Regions from separate parts of the Homo sapiens genome. Here region 1 is linked to region 2. Evidence: read pairs that join two places in POLR2A ChIA-PET (ENCODE). Cell type or tissue: OCI-LY7. All regions are shown on one strand.

Region 1 (5,000 bases), 940 kb before region 2:
GTTGCAGTGAGCCGAGAATGCACCATTGTGCTCTAGCCTGGGCAACAAGAGCAAAACTCAGTCTCAAAAAAAAAAGCTATTCAGCATTTTATGCTATCATTATATTCTAGTTTGTTTAGTTATCCTCTGGGCATGTAGATTCTGGTTTTTACAGTTATCAATTATGCTGTTATAAATTTTATATACTCTACCTATTGCGGGTGGGGATAAGTACTTGTTTGTTTAGAACCTGACAAACCAGGTCACTGGCAGAGCTCATAGAACTTACGTTCTGGAAGAGAAGACAGGCAATCAACAGAATCGACAAAGGACATATTTAACTTAGACCACAATAAGTGCTATAAATAAACCAGCACAGGGGCCTGTGAGAAGTGAGGGGTGATGACATTTTAGTCCATACCCTCTAATGGAATTATTGAATTACAGCAGAAACTGGCCCTGGCACATTATCAGGTTGTTCTTCAGAATGATGGAGCCAGTTGACAATGATGCAGAGATTTTGCTCTGTCAACTTTGGGTTTAACTTATTTTTAATTAATTTAATAGTGGTGGTTGTGTGAGAATGGACTAATACAGGGGTAGAAAAACAGGATCATAAGGTGTGATATGGTCCATAAAAATGATTCTAGTGTGAAATGGACATTTCTTTAATCACTAGCATATAATTTTCTCTGTATTTTTCCGTGTGTACAGAATCTGTTCCTTATCCTTGCTTACTTATCAATTAAAACCTGGTGTTGGTCGGGCATGGTGGCTCATGCCTGTAATCCCAGCACTTTGGGAGGCTGAGGCAGGCAGATCACTTGAGTCCAGGATTTTATTTTTATTTATTTATTTATTTTGAGACAGAGTCTTGCCCTGTTGCCCAGGCTGGAGTGCAGTGGCGCAATCTTGGCTCACTGCAACCTCCACCTCCCGGGTTCAAGCGATTCTTCTACTTCAGCCTCCCGAGTAGCTGGGACTACAGGTGCCTGCCACCACGCCCAGCTAAGTTTTTGTATTTTTAGTAGAGACGGGGTTTCACCATGTTAGCCAGGATGGTCTTGATCTGCTGACCTCGTGATTCGCCTGCCTCGGCCTCCCAAAGTGCTGGGATTACAGGTGTGAGCCACCGTGCCCAGCCAGAAGATCTGTTTTATAAAAAGGGTTATAAAGATAAAAACAATCCTAAAGGCTGGGCATGGTAGCTCATACCTGTAACCTCAGCGCTTTGGGATGCTGAGGTGGGAGGATTGCTTGAGGCCAGGAGTTTGGAGGCCAGCCTGGGCAAAATAGCAAGACCCTGTCTTGAACAACAACAACAAAAAGCTGGGCATGGTGGTGTGGTCCCAGCCACTCGGAAGGCTATGGTGGGAGGACTGTTTGAGCTCAGGAGTTCAAGCCTGCAGTGAGCTATGATCAAGCCACTGCACTCGAAGCTGAATGGCAGAGCGAAACTGTCTCAAAAAAAACCCAAAACCGGCCGGGCGTGGTGGCTTACGCCTGTAATCCCAGCACTTCGGGGGGCCGAGGCAGGCAAATCACGAGGTCAGGAGATCAAGACCATTCTGGCTAACATGATGAAACCTCGTCTCTACTAAAAATACAAAAAATTAGCCAGGAGTGCTTGCAGGCGCCTGTAGTCCCAGCTACTCGGGATGCTGAGGTGGAGCTTGCAGTGAGCCGAGATCACACCACTGCACTCCAGCCTGGGCGACAGAGCTAGACTCCATCTCAAAAAAACAAACAAACAAACAAACAAAAACCCTGAAACCAAAAACCAAAACAATCCTAAAGACTGCTGTAGCCTAATGAGAGGTTGATATAGTTTGGGTCTGTGTCCCTGCCCAAATCTCATGTGGAAATTAATTCCCACTGTTGGAGATGGGGCCTGCTGAGAGCTGATTGGATCACAGGGGTGGATTTCCCTCTTGGTACTGTCCTGAGTTCTCATGAGATCTTTTGTTTAAAAGTGTGTAGCACTTACCCACCGCCACCCCAGACCCCATCTTGGTCCTGCTCCTGCCATATACGACACCTGCTCCTGCTTTGCCTTCCACCACGAGTGAAAGCTCCCTTGAGGCCTCCCCAGAAGCAGATGCTGCCATGCTTCCTATACAGCCTGCAGAACTGTGAGCAAATTCAACCTCTTTTCTTTATAAATTACCCAGCCTCAGGTATTTCTTTATAGCAGTGTGGGAATGGACTAATACAGGGGTAGAAAAACAGGATCATAAGGTGTGATATGGGCCATAAAAATATTCTACTAACATGAGGCTGATGTTCATAGGAAAGAACAATTATTTCCCCCTAATTTTTTTTTTCTTTTTTGTTGCGGGCACAGAAAATTGGGGAAGAATTTATGGGGGCAGTGCTATTTGAACAAGACCTTGTAATGTTCCTGTTTCATCTCTGATGGTGTCTTAATTCTTCAGGACTCAAAAATATGTTTTTCTTTCTCACTGGAATGAAGTTGCTATTCTGTGCTTTCTAGTGTAAAATAATTTTTAAAATATGGATAACATTTCAACTCATTTAAAATTTGTAGGCCAGGTGCAGTGGCTCATGACTGTAATCCCAGCACTTTGGGAGGGTAAGACAGGTGGATCACGTGAGGCCAGGAGTTCAAGACCAGCCTCATCAACATGGCAAAACCCTGTCTCTACTAAAAATACACGAATTATCTAGGTGTGGTAGTGCATGCCTGTCATCTCAGCCACTCAAAAAAAAAAAAAAAAAGAAAGTAACTTTTCTTTTTCTCTCCCCTCCCCCCACCTTTCTTTTCTCTTCTCTTCTCTTCTCTTCTCTTCTCTTCTCTTCTCTTCTCTTCTCTTCTCTTTCTTTTCTTTCTGACAGTGTCGCTCTGTCACCCAGGCTTGAGTGCAGTGGTGCGATCTCGGCTCACTGCAGGCTCTGCCTCCCGGGTTCATGCCATTCTCCTGCCTCAGCCTCCCGAGTAGCTGGGACTACAGGCGCCCGCCACCACGCCTGGCTAATTTTTTGTATTTTTAGTAGAGACGGGGTTTCACTGTGTTAGCCAGGATGGTCTCGATCTCCTGACCTCGTGATCCGCCCGCCTTGGCCTCCCAAAGTGCTGGGATTACAGGCGTGAGCCACCGCGCCCAGCCAAGAAAATAACATTTTTGGAGAGTATCTAAAATTTTTTTCTTTATTATTGGTCTTTATTTCCGGTCACTTCGTGATATCAGTTTTAATAGTCCTTTTCTGAAATAGTTATTCATTCTACTTGTTTTCCTGAAAAAAATTTTGCGTTCATATTTATAATAAGAGACTTGTATCCAGAATATGGAAGGAACTCTTAACAACTGAATAAGAAGAAGACACTTGCTGGATGTGGTGGCTCACGCCTATAATCCCAGCACTTTGAGAGGCCAAGATGGGTGGATCACAAGGTCACAAGCTTGAGACGAGCCTGGCCAACATAGTGAAACCCCGTCTCTACTAAAAATACAAAAGTTAGGGCATGGTGGCACACGCCTATAGTCCCAGCTACTCAGGAGGCTGAGGCAGGGGAATTGCTTGAACCCAGGAGATGCAGGTTGCTGTGAGCCGAGACTGCCACTGCACTCTAGCCTGGGCAACAGAGCGAGACTCTGTCTCAAAAACAGAAAGAAAGAAAGAAAGGGGTGGGGGGAGGGGGGGAAGAGGAGGGCAGGGGGAAGAAAGAATAAAAGAAAGAAGACACTTGCCGGGCACAGTGGCTCATTTCTGTAATCCCAGCACTTTGGGAGGCTGAGACGGGTGGATCACTAGGTTAGGAGTTCAAGACCAGCCTGATCAACATGGTAAAACCCCATCTCTACTAAAAATACAAAAATTAGCTGGGTGTGGTGGTGCGCACCTATAATCCCAGCTACTTGGGAGGCTGAGGCAGGAGAATCACTTGAACCCAGGAGGTGGAGGTTGCAGTGAGCCGAGATCACGCCATTGCACTCCAGCCTAGGTGACAGAGTGAGACTCCATGTCAAAAAAAAGAAGAAGAAGAAGACACATAATCCAGTTAAAAAATGGGCAGCAAGCTGGGCATGGTGGCTCATGCCTGTAATCATAGCACTTTGGGAGGTCGAGGCAGGAGAATTCCTTGAGGCCAGGAGGTCAAGACCAGCATGGACAACATAGTGAAATCATGTCTCTACAAAAAATTTAAAAAAAAATACCTGTGTGTGGCCAGGCGCAGTGGCTCACGCCTGTAATCCCAACACTTTGGGAGGCCGAGGCAGGCAGACCACGAGGTCAGGAGATCGAGACCATCCTGGCTAACAAGGTGAAACCCCATCTCTACTAAAAAATACAAAAAAAATTGGCCGGGCTCGGTGGCGGGCGCCTGTAGTCCCAGCTACTCAGGAGGCCGAGGCAGGAGAATGGCATGAACCCAGGAGGCAGAGCTTGCAGTGAGCTGATATTGCGCCACTACACTCCAGCCTGGGCAACAGAGCAAGACTCCGTCTCAAAAAAAAAAAAAAAATACCTGGGTGTGGTGGTGCATGGCTATAGTCCAAGCTACTCAGGAGGCTAAAGTGGGAGGATTGCTTGCACCCAGGAAGTTAAGGCAACAGTCAGTGAGCAATTATTGCACTACTGCACTCCAGCCTGGGTGATGCAGTGAGATGCTGTCCTATTTTTTTGAGACAGTCTTGCTTTGTCACCCATGCTGAAGTGCAGCACAATCTCAGCTCACTGCAAGCTCTGCCCCCCAGGTTCAAGCAGGTCTCCTGCCTCAGCCTGCCACGTAGCTGGGACTACAGGCATGCACCACCATGCCCAGCTAATTTTCGTATTTTTAGTAGAGATGGGATTTCACCATGTTGGCCAGGCTGGTCTCGAACTCCCGGCCTCAAATGATCCACCTGCCTTGGCCTCCCAAAGTGTTGGGATTACAGGCATGAGTCACCGTGCTTGGCTGAGACCCTGTCTCTTTAAAAAAAAAAAAAAAGGCGGAATATTGGAATAGACATCAAAGCAGACATCGGAATGGCTAACATGCGTATATAAGTGCTCAA
Region 2 (5,000 bases):
CAAAACCCAACCAGCCAAACAAGCTAAAAAAAAAAAAAAAAAAAAAAAGCAAACTGTCATCCTTGAAGTAGTAAGGCATATCATCATTCCTTAAGCCAAGTGATTCATTCATATTTCATTTTAAAGTTTATGTTAAAACTGTTTTCTGTTTGTGTATCAAGCTGACATATCTATATATTTTTTAAATAGGTAATTTCATGCTCCCAAAATGGGACATAAAGTGGTTGTCTTCGACATTTCTGTCATCAGAGCCTTGTGGGAAACTCGTGTCAAGAAGCACAAAGCTTGGCAGAAGAAGGAGGTGGAAAGGCTTGAGAAGAGCGCCTTGGAGAAGTACGTGTTTTCTCAACCTAGTCTTGTAGCTTGTTTGGTGAATAAGGATTTGGACAGGCAACAGTTGCGTTGTGGAGGAGGATGCTTTTCTTCTGGGATTTCTCACTGTTGGTAAAATTTTCCTCATTAAACTTCAGAGCCTTACACTGTTGCTCAGTACAAATACGCAGTTCCTATGATAGCAACACCCATGGTTATAAGGACCTACCCACCACCCTTGTGGTAGGCACGAGGAAGACCGAGATGACACGATAAATCCCCCCACAGTAAATGCTGTAGCAGGCTGCCTAGCTAGAGTTCACTGAGCTAACTCACTAGGCTGTCTGGCGCTCTGGACACCATCTGACTGCCATCTGGGGCAGCTTGGGGCTACTCTGTTGTGCACTTCAGCCCTCCCCCATTGAGCTGAATTCTAGGTAAGATTCATTGTGTTGGTGTCGTTTTTACTTGGATGAAATGGTGTCATTTGCCTATCATATACGGCCGTGAAATATGAGTAAAAGAAAGTTATGTATATGAACACCAAGTTGAGTGCTTTGGAAAATCTACAAGGTAGAAAGGTTGAAGATGGCTTTGCATATGTCTGCAATTTTTATTCCCTGTGGAGAAACCAGAACTGGAACTCATGGATGATGCATTAGGGGTGCTGTTTATATAAGATTGACACAATGGGATTCTCATTGGCAGACCCATTCTCAAAGAAAGTCCCAACCCTACATCAAGTTGGCCAATGATGGTATATTTGCACACTTTAAATTAAAAGCAAGATGTGTAGGGGCTGGGCGCAGTGGCTCACGCCTGTAATCCCAGCACTCTAGGAGACCGAGGCAGGCGGATCACAAGGTCAGGAGATCGAGACCATCCTGGCTAACACGGTGAAACCCCGTCTCTGCTAAAAATACAAAAAATTAGCCGGGCGTGGTGGCGGGCGCCTGTAGTCCCAGCTACTTGGGAGGCTGAGGCAGGAAGGCAGGAGAATGGCGTGAACCCGGGAGGCAGAGCTTGCAGTGAGCTGAGATCAAGCCACTGCATTCCAGCCTGGGCGACAGAGCGAGACTCTGTCTCAAAAAAAAAAAAAAAAAAAAAAAAGATGTGTAAGGTGTGAATGTGTCTACATTCTTGGTTCTCCACCTTCATTAGCTTTTTGGATTAAACAAATACCTATTCTGATCATGCTTGATAATTAAGCTGCTACTGTATTCATCACAGTGGTTTCAGGTGGTTACCACCATCCCTAATTTGCAGATGAGGAAGTTGGGACTTAGGTAAGTTGCTCAAGTTCACACAGATGGTAAGTGGAAGATGTGGCCAAGCCCTTGCCTCTGTATAATGCTGTAATCACAGGTAGTTAGAACGTCTTTTCTCTTGCCACTAATCTGAGATTGTCCAATATGACATAAAGGATTGCTTGAGGAGTTTGAGACTAGCCTGGGCAACATAGTGAGACTCTGTCTTTACAAAAAAACAACAAAAAAGAATTACAACCCTTAAACCAGAAAGCCCACATGGCAACGCATCCAAGAGACCTACACTCACATAAATCATACAAGGTCCCAGAGCCCAAAGTAGCTCTCAGCCCTGCTTTGATTTCCTCCGCACACCTAGCATCTGGGGTTACTCTACAGCAGAACAAGCTTGCTGCATGGAGGCCCACGCCCTTGGCAGTGGGGAGGGGAGTTAGGGAAGCACCTGTAGCTGATGCAACTTCCTGAGGTTCTTGGAAGAGGAGCCATTTGCAGACACCTGGGGTCTGCAGACTGTGCTCTCTCATCTGCTTTGGAGTGGGATCTGCCCCTTCAACGCTGTCTTTCTTTGAGGTGTTAAACAGCTTCACGCATCTCATGTACATAGGATTGAGCTTGACTTGGGCTCAGTGTCATTGAGCTTGTGCACTGTCTCATCTTAACCTAAGACAGAAAACTTCTTGGATATTTGTTTGGCTTTTCTAGCCCAAGATAAGGAAAACAGCCACCAAGTTGGCTGGGCAGATAAGGAGGAATGTGAGGTAGGGCTGGGGAAGAATGTGCATGTTTAAGAAAGGAACTTAGTTTCTCAGCCTCTTCAGAAATGGGGGTAGTAAATTTGCCTTCTTTACAGGTGTTTTTGAGCTTCCATAATATAATTCATACTGTGATCATTAGTACTATTTGAGGGTTAACTTTTAGTTTCTCAGGATCTGTTTACTGTTCAAAGGAGTAATTAATATGTTGAAAAATTAATGCCTGCCTGATTATAAAAGGCAACTATTTGGTTAATTTAAATTTACTGAAACAAATAAAACCTCCTAGCTTGTTCTGTTACCTCACTTTAGGGTATCTCATCCTGTAATGCTGTAGTTGTTATGAAGTATATACCGATACTTAAACATTATAAGTAGAGATAAAATATGAAATATCACTCTCTCCGAATGAAACTTGATCATTTGGAGCGGAGGTTCCCAAGCCCTGGGCTGGCCTTTTAGGAACTGGGCCACACAGCAGGAGGTGTGCAGGGGGCAAGCGGGCATTACCACCTGAGCTCCACCTCCTGTCAGATCAGCGGCAGCATTAGATTCTCATAGGAGCACAAACCCTTTTGTGAATTGTGCATACAAGGGATCTAGGTTGCCCACTGCTTATGAGAATCTAATGCCTGATGATCTGAGGTGGAACAGTTTTATCCCGAAACCATCCCCCCAACCCCTCATCCATGGAAAAATTGTCTTCCATGAAACTGGTCCCTGGTGCCAAAAAGGTTGAGGACTGCTGATTTAGAGGGAGAAATAAAAGAGCTATTGTTAGGCTGTAAGTGAAGAATTTCTTCTCCATTGAGGCTGTTTGCCATCTGGGCTGGGATTGTGGTTTCCTTTCCTAAGGAAAAGGTATTTTATTTACACATTTATTGATTTAATTAGAAGAACTCTAATGGCATTTTTTTTGTATGTTTATTGCATATTTGGCATTCAGCTAAAACTGAGTTGAGAGGAAGATTTCACATTGAATTATATGGGTGATAGAGTGAAAAGACAACGAATTTTATTTATTTTAATTACTTTCAAGGAAGAGAATGGAATTAAAAAAATAGTTTATATTTCCTTCTTCACTTTCCTTTCATCAGGTTTCAGAGGGAATCAGACATAAAATATTTAAGAAGGAAAATAAGACATAAAGAAAATAAGACAACAAATATTTAAGAAATAATACAAAATAGATTTGGTATATAATTATTTTTAATGGGGTACATCTAATTTTCTTTTTTCTCCATTTTATATTGGCTGTACCAAAATATGTGAAATATTTATAACAATTTGTAATATGTGCTATAGGAATGATATATTACATAGGGATGAGCCGGTATCATCTCATTATATTGCTAGGATCTGCCTTCAGGTTCAGTCTAAGAAATGAGGAAAGAAAAGTTAGAGACATTAATCTGAAAAGTGCCCAGTGAATACAAGAACTTGCAGTGGCTGTGCTGTTGGTTTTAAAAATTTTGGAGGTATTGCTTCTAACAGAAGTTCTAGCAGCATGTCTTTGACCTAGAGTCTGCCCCTTGTCCTGACTGCTACAGTAAGATCTAAATCTACAGGTAGATATTTAAAATTCATTTTTATCATATGGTTATAAAACTAAATCACACAGAAAAGCTAATAAGGAAAAGCAACAATTCCAAGCCACTACAACTTCTCCCAGAGGAGCCCACTTCTCTTTCAGCACTTTCTTCTGCTTTTAAATTCATATCCCTTCATGTGCTGACACACACACACACACACACACACACATACACACACACATATGTTATATATATATTTTTTTTTTTCTTGTAATTTTTTTGGGACAAGTCTCTTTCTGTTGCCCAGGCTGGAGTGCAGTGGTGTGATCATAGCTCACTGCAGCCTCGACTTCCAGGGCTTAAACAGTTTTCCTAGCTCAGCCTCCTGAGTAGCTGGGACTACAAGCATGTGCCACCAGCCCCGCTTTCTTTTTTTTTTCTTGTATTTTTTGTAGAGACAGGGGTCTCACTTTGTTTCCCAGGCTGGTCTCAAACTCTTGGCCTCAAGTGTTCCTCCTGCCTGAACCACTGCACCTGGCAATATTTTTAAATTTATCACTTTTGTTATATTACTTATAGACTTCATATGTAGATCCTGAAGCCCTGACTCATGGATTGCTGGGTGGTTTTCCCCAGCGCAGCTCACTGGGACTGAGACCTATAGAGCTGTGCCAGCCAGTGCTGTCAGCAAAATGTTTTTCTTCAAATGTTCCAGCTTCCCTCAGTTGAATGGCAAGCATGAAACTCCAGCAATATCTGAAATGGTTTCTTAAAAGCAAAACATCTGATTAAGAAGGTGACATTTGCATGTAGACCTGGGGAGCCAGCCCTGCAGAAATCTAAGAACAAGGGTTGCAGGCAGGCATAACAGCAAATGCAAATGCCACTGACACCAAGAGAGGGGCAAGGGAGTTAAGGATGGATGCCAGGAGGTGATTACAATGGGATCCATGAATATGTTTTCCTTTCAAAGCCAGACCAGTGTGCAAGGTTATGAGTTTTCCTTCATCTCATTTACTGTGTGGGGGCAGGTGTAGAGCAGGGAGATAATGGGATATAAACTGTGGCAGGCATCTGTAATCCCAGCTACTGGGGAGGCTGAGGCAGGAGAATCGCTTGAACGTGGGAGGTGGAGG

What was found. Peaks named below come from ENCODE experiments on the same cell type or tissue, not always from the same donor. Only the 100,000 strongest peaks of a DNase experiment are listed, where the experiment ranks them.
Region 1: POLR2A ChIA-PET joins it to region 2 with 9 read pairs; 1 of 35 experiments calls an interaction of 5 or more read pairs at or near these places.

The regions. Positions count from the first base shown.
Region 1 is chr3:47,488,411-47,493,410 of GRCh38, reverse strand. No RefSeq gene overlaps it. Among named protein-coding and RNA genes, the nearest start is that of SCAP, 15 kb to the right of the region's middle. RefSeq lists enhancers at 4,197-4,696, 4,697-5,000. In OCI-LY7, no CTCF peak of the experiment used is centred here; DNase peaks (open chromatin) are centred at 310, 1,460 and 2,020; H3K4me3 peaks cover 1,014 bases; H3K27ac peaks cover 2,574 bases.
Region 2 is chr3:46,546,800-46,551,799 of GRCh38, reverse strand. LRRC2 (leucine rich repeat containing 2) reads left to right here. Exons shown (of 9, transcript NM_024512.5): 2 at 190-333. The coding sequence starts at 209. Among named protein-coding and RNA genes, the nearest start is that of LRRC2-AS1, 8.1 kb to the left of the region's middle. In OCI-LY7, no CTCF peak of the experiment used is centred here; DNase peaks (open chromatin) are centred at 1,609, 2,019, 3,829, 4,679 and 1 weaker place; H3K4me3 peaks cover 3,520 bases; H3K27ac peaks cover 5,000 bases.